Regions from separate parts of the Homo sapiens genome. Here region 1 is linked to region 2. Evidence: read pairs that join two places in POLR2A ChIA-PET (ENCODE). Cell type or tissue: Caco-2. All regions are shown on one strand. Links, peaks and the distances in the headings refer to the core of each region. The heading gives the core; the rest is flanking DNA.

Region 1 (2,907 bases), core at 209-2,708, 80 kb after region 2:
CACACCTGTAGTTCCAGCTACTTGAGAGGCTGAGGTGGGAGAATCATTTAAGCTTCAGAGGCCAAGGCTGCGAGCTGTGATTGCACCACCGCACCCTAGCCTGGGCAACAGAGAAAGACCTTGTCTCAAAAAAAAAAAAAAAAAAAGATGAATAGATAAACAAAATGTGGTATATACAAACAGTGGAATTTTTTTTTTTTTTTGAGAGGGAGTCTTGCTCTGTCTTCCAGGCTGGAGTGTAGTGGCATGATCTCGGCTCACTGCCACCTCCGCCTCCCGGATTCAAGCAATTCTCTTCCTCAGCCACCCAAGTGGCTGGGATTACAGACACCCGCCACCATGCCCAGCTAATTTTTGTATTTTTAGTAGAGACGGGGTTTCATCATCTTGGCCAGGCAGGTCTTGAACTCCTGACGTTGTGATCCACCCACATCAGCCTCGCAAAGTGCTGGGATTACAGGCATTGAGAGAAGAGAGACAGATCCTCTCATATTGTGTTATATTGTCTTATACTCAGAAAAGGAAAGAGAAGCAAAACTAAAGGCAGGTAGCCTGGCGCCTAGGAACCAGACCCGAAAGCAAGGAACCAGACCTGAAACCAGGCCTGGGCCTGCCTGACCTAAGCCTGGTAGTTAAAGATCGACCCCTGACCTAACTGGTTATGTTATCTATAGATTCCAGACATTGTATGGAAAGGCATTGTAAAAATCCCTGTCCTGTTCTGTTTCGTTCTGATTATCGATGCATGCAGCCCCCAGTCACATACCCTCTGCTTGCTCAATCCATCACGACTCTCTCATGCGGACCCACTTAGAGTTGTGAGCCCTTAAAAGGGAAACGAATCGCTCACTCAGGGAGCTCGGCTCTTCAGACAGGAGTCTTGCCTGATGCTCCTGGCCGAATAAACCACTGCCTTCTTTAACTCGGTGTCTGAGGAGTTTTGTCTGTGGCTCGTCCTGCTACAGCATGAGCCACCGTGCCCAGCAGACAATGGAATATTATTTAGCTATGAAAAAGGATGAAGTGCTGATACATGCTGCATGCTACAGCATGGATGAAACTTGAAAACATTATGTTCAATGAAAGAAGCCAAACACAAAAGGACAAATATTGTATGATTCTACTCATATGAAATATTTGCAATAGACAATTTATAGAGACAGAAAGTAGATTAGAAGCTATCAGGGGCTGAGGGGATGGGAGAATAGTGGAGTTACTGTTTAATGGGTATAGAGCTTCTGTTTGGGGTGATAAAAAAAGTTTTGGGACTAGATAGTGGTGATGGTTGCACAATGTTATAAATGTAATAAATGCCACAGAATCCTACATTTAAAGATGGTTAAAATTGGCCAGGCGCTCCCCGCCCCGGACGGAGTCTTGCTCTATCACCCGAGCTGGAGTGCAGTGGTGCAATCTCAGCTCACTGCAACTTCCGCCTCCCGGTTCAAGCCATTCTCCTGTCTCAAGAAGGGTGGTTGTCAACGGGGTGGTTTAGATGTTTGAAGAGAGAAAGCATTTACCTCCCCCTGCTGGCCACTAAGAGAACAATATAAATTAGGAAGAAAAACAGCTTTTCAATTGCTAAACCTCTACTTAAAAATATGACAATTAAGACAAGCATGTGATTAAAACACTTCACACAGCTCAAAAGGGCTTTACAGGGAAAAGCAAGTCTCCCTCTTTTCTCAATCCCCACAGCCAATATCTCTCTCATGCTTGTTTCCAGGGATATTCTATGTGCTACGCAGATGAAAACATGCCAGACACTGACTGCGTCTTTTTTTTTTTTTTTTTTTTTTTGGAGATGGAGTCTCTGTCACCCAGGCTGGAGTGCAGTGGTGTGATCTCGGCTCACTGCAACCTCTGCCTCCCGGGTTCAAACAATTCTCCTGCCTCAGCCTCCCAAGTAGCTAGGACTACAGGCGCGTGCCACCACCGCCGGCTAATTTTTTGTATTTTTAGTAGAGACAGGGTTTCGCCATGTTAGCCAGGACGGTCTCAATCTCCTGACCTCATGATCCGCCCACCTCGGCCTCTCAAAGTGCTGGGATTGCAGGTGTGAGCCACCGCGCCTGGCCCTTTTTTTTTTTTTCTCAGACAGGATCTCACTCTGTCACCCAGGCTGGAGAGCAGTGGCAGTGACTCAAACATGGCTCCCTGCAGCCTCAACCCCTTAGGCTCAAATGATCCTCCTGCCTCAGCCCCCCAGGTAGTTGGGACTACAGGTACATGCCACCACATCCGGCTAATTTTTATATTTTTTGTAGAGACATGGTATCGCCATGTTGCCCAGGCTAGTCTTGAACCCCTGGGCTTAAGCGATCCTCCTGCCTTGGCCTCCCAAAGTGCTAGGGTTACAGGCATGAGCCACCATGCCTGGCCTATACTGGCTGTTCTGTACTTTGGTTTTATTCCCTTAACAGCATATCTTGGAAATTGTTCCATCTCAGTGAAACACATTTCTCTTTTTTTTTTTTTGAGCAGAGTCTCGCTCTGTCGCCCAGGCTGGAGTGCAGCGGCGCAATCTTGGCTCACTGCAAGCCCTGCCTCCCGGGTTCACACCATTCTCCTGCCTCAGCCTCCCGAGTAGCTGGGACTACAGGCGCCCGCCACCACGCCCAGCTAATTTTTTGTATTTTTAGTAGAGACGGGGTTTCACCATGTTAGACAGGATGGTCTCAATCTCCTGACCTCATGATCCGCCTGCCTCGGCCTCCCAAAGTGCTGGGATTACAGGCATGAGCCACCGTGCCTGGCCAACACTTTTCTCTTTCTAAAGGCTGGGATGTATTCCACCTTCGACATTTTCAGCCAGTCACCTACTGGTGGACATTTAGGTTGTTTCTAGTCTTTGACTTTTACGAGCAAACCTGCATGATCCTCTGTGAACGTGGCCCTTTGTGCAAG
Region 2 (2,907 bases), core at 205-2,704:
GGAGAAGGAGAAGGAGGAGGCGGGAGGAGGGCAGAGTGGGAGGAGGAAAGAAGGAAGAAGGAAGAAAGAAGAAAGAAAGAAGGAGAAAAAAAAAAAAAACAGGGTCAGACCCCAGCTCCGTCTCTAGCTCAGTGTGACCCTGGGCAAGTCATGGCCCCTCTCTGTGCCTCAATCATCTCATCTGTACGGGGGGGGTGTGAGGGGAGAGGAGAGGGCAATGGTTTTGAGAGTTGAGGGACTCATCCAGTCCGGGAACCAGATGCTCCCCGCAACAAGCCAACATCTCACCTCAACACACTCTCAGAGACTCAGACTTGGTCTGGTCCACCCTGAAAGGAATTCCTAACAAAGCCTCCACTCCAGAAGATTTGGCTGTTGGTTCATCTCCCTCAAGAGCTCCAGTTCCAGGGTTCAGGTTTCAATTTTGCTACTTCTAGGCTCTGTCATCCTGAGCAAGTCACTTACCTCCTCTGGGCCTCAGTTTCCTCATCAGTAAAATGGGCCCAGTCAATCCCCTGGCCCCATCATTTGCCTCCCAAAGGTGTTGCAAGAATCAAACAAGACAGCAAGTGGGCAGAGGCCTCTAAACTATGAAGGGCTACAGAGCTGCCACAGTGTGACCGTGGCTGTCTTCACAGCTTCAAACAAAATCCCATGCCCCTAACCAATCACCAGTTCGGAGTGTGCAGCCAGAAGTTGGCCTGGTATGGGGGGTGGGCAGCTGTGGTGTGACCACCAAGCTGGGAGCAGACGTGCATGGCCAGTTTGCTGGACTATGAGTGCACTCAGCCAAGCGTGACGCATGTGGGGTCTGAGGTGGCCAGACAGTGACAAGAGTGGCAGCAGGTGGCAGGCCATAAAATGAAGTCATTGTTGGGAAAAGGTCACAATGACTTCTGGTGCTACAGTCAGGCATGCAATATTTGGTGCCCTAGGAGTCCCCTGGCCTCTCTTGGAAAGTGACTTGCTAGTTCCCCAGCCTTGAGAGGTTAGAATGGCAGCCCCCCCTCCACACACACACACACACACACACACACACACACACACACACACACACACACACACGGGTCTGGAGGCTGGGTCAGGCAATTCTACAAATTAACAGTCCACTCCTCCTCCTCCGCAAGAGACTCAGAAAGAAATTCATGACTCCCGCATTCCTTTCCACTCACAAAACATGCTTTGTGAACAGCCAGAGAAAGACAGCTCGTTACAAGGACAACTGTGGTCACACCCTCTCAGCAAACCGCAGCCACACACCAGGGCCTCCTGCCTGACCCCTGGCCAGCCGGCTTCCCTGATGAGCTCAGAGGACAGGACACCTGGGAGTCTCCGACGAGCAACAGGAAATACGGATGCATTTAATCCCGGCGTACAAACTCACTGAGCACAAAATTATAGCGTTCGTTCCTTCAGTTTATGTTGCTTAGAAATAACAGCTCATTAAATTTGCACCTTATAAAACAGGGTATTAAATCCCAGCCGCCACACACCTGCCTATGGGAGGTGGGGATGCAAGCCGCCAAGCCAGGCACGATCAGGTGCTCTGTTCAGATCCATCTGCAACACCTTTGTTAATTTTGGAGCAGAAAAGCTCCAAACATAAATTATAAATTAAGGTAAATTTATAGTAGCTAAGTTTAATTTCACTTCTTTTTTTGTTGTTGTTTTTTGAGACAGAGTCTCGCTGTGTCGCCCAAGCTGGAGTGCAGTGGCTCAATCTTGACTCACTGCAACCTCCACCTCCCGGGTTCAAGCAATTCTCCTGCCTCAGCCTCCCGAGTCCCTGAGACCACAGGTGCATGCCACCACGCCCGGCTAATTTTTTGTATTTTTAGTACAGACGGGGTTTCACCACGTTAGCCGGGATGGTCTCAATCTTCTGACCTCATGATCCACCCGCCTCAGCCTCCCAAAGTGCTGGGATTACAGGCATGAGCCACTGCGCCTGGCCAATTTCACTTCTTAGGTCCCTAAAATAGGAAAAAGCAGCCACTCTGCGTAGAGGCAGATGACCTGCAGACTACAGAGGCACCTCCGACCATCTCTTTTCCATCCCCCTCCCCTGTCCCAGCAGCCCCCAGATGGCCACACACGCAGGACATCTCCCAATCGCATCACACCCAACCCAAAGGTGGGACAAGCCGTGAGGGCTGCAGCCCCTCCCAGTACCCCCAGCCTGCAGCCCTCACGCCGTCCTCTCTAAGCAGTAAATTATTTCTTCTGAGAAAACCCTACAGCAAGCCCCATGTCTGTTTCAGAAAAAAGGGGAAGCCCTCTGGGTAAAGAAAGGGGAGCACTCCTACCTGCCAGCCACCGCCCCTCAGCAGTGCTGAGAGCCAACTCAGAAATCCTTCAATCCGGCTGAACACAGTGGCTCATGCCTGTAATCCAGCACTTTGGGAGGCTGAGGCGGGCAGATCGCCTGAGGTCAGGAGTTTGACACCAGCCTGGCTAACATGGTGAAACCCCATCTCTACTAAAAATACAAAAAAAAAATTAGCCAGGCATGGTGGCACACACCTGTAATCCCAGCTACTCAGGAGGCTGAGGCAGGAGAATCGCTTGAACGTGGGAGGCAGAGGTTGCAGTGAGCAAAGATCTCACCACTGCACTCAAGCCTGGGTAACAAAGCAAGACTCCATCTCAAAAAAAAAAAAAAAAAAATTCCTTCAATCCCAGGACATTGGGAAAGTGCTCTAACCAACTTCTCTGTGCCTCAGTTTCCTCCTCTAGAAATGGGGAAGATAGTGTTGTCCACCCCAGCGTAGGGTGGCTGGAAAATTAAAGGGGTCTGTGCATGGCAAGCACTGAGGATGGTATCTATAAAGCACAAGGCCGTTTTATAATTGTTACATCATCCTTATCTGTGATGAGGATGAGGAAACTGAGGCACAGAAAGGAAAG

Evidence for each region. Peaks named below come from ENCODE experiments on the same cell type or tissue, not always from the same donor. Only the 100,000 strongest peaks of a DNase experiment are listed, where the experiment ranks them.
Region 1: POLR2A ChIA-PET joins it to region 2 with 16 read pairs; 10 of 35 experiments call an interaction of 5 or more read pairs at or near these places.

The regions. Positions count from the first base shown.
Region 1 is chr22:37,591,196-37,594,102 of GRCh38, forward strand. No RefSeq gene overlaps it. Among named protein-coding and RNA genes, the nearest start is that of LGALS2, 13 kb to the left of the region's middle. In Caco-2, for the core only: a CTCF peak has its summit at 1,513 (motif pointing left); a DNase peak (open chromatin) is centred at 1,446.
Region 2 is chr22:37,511,456-37,514,362 of GRCh38, forward strand. All of the region lies in intron 3 of CARD10 (caspase recruitment domain family member 10), which reads right to left. Among named protein-coding and RNA genes, the nearest start is that of CARD10, 6.5 kb to the right of the region's middle. RefSeq lists an enhancer at 483-996. In Caco-2, for the core only: no CTCF peak of the experiment used is centred there; DNase peaks (open chromatin) are centred at 876 and 1,256.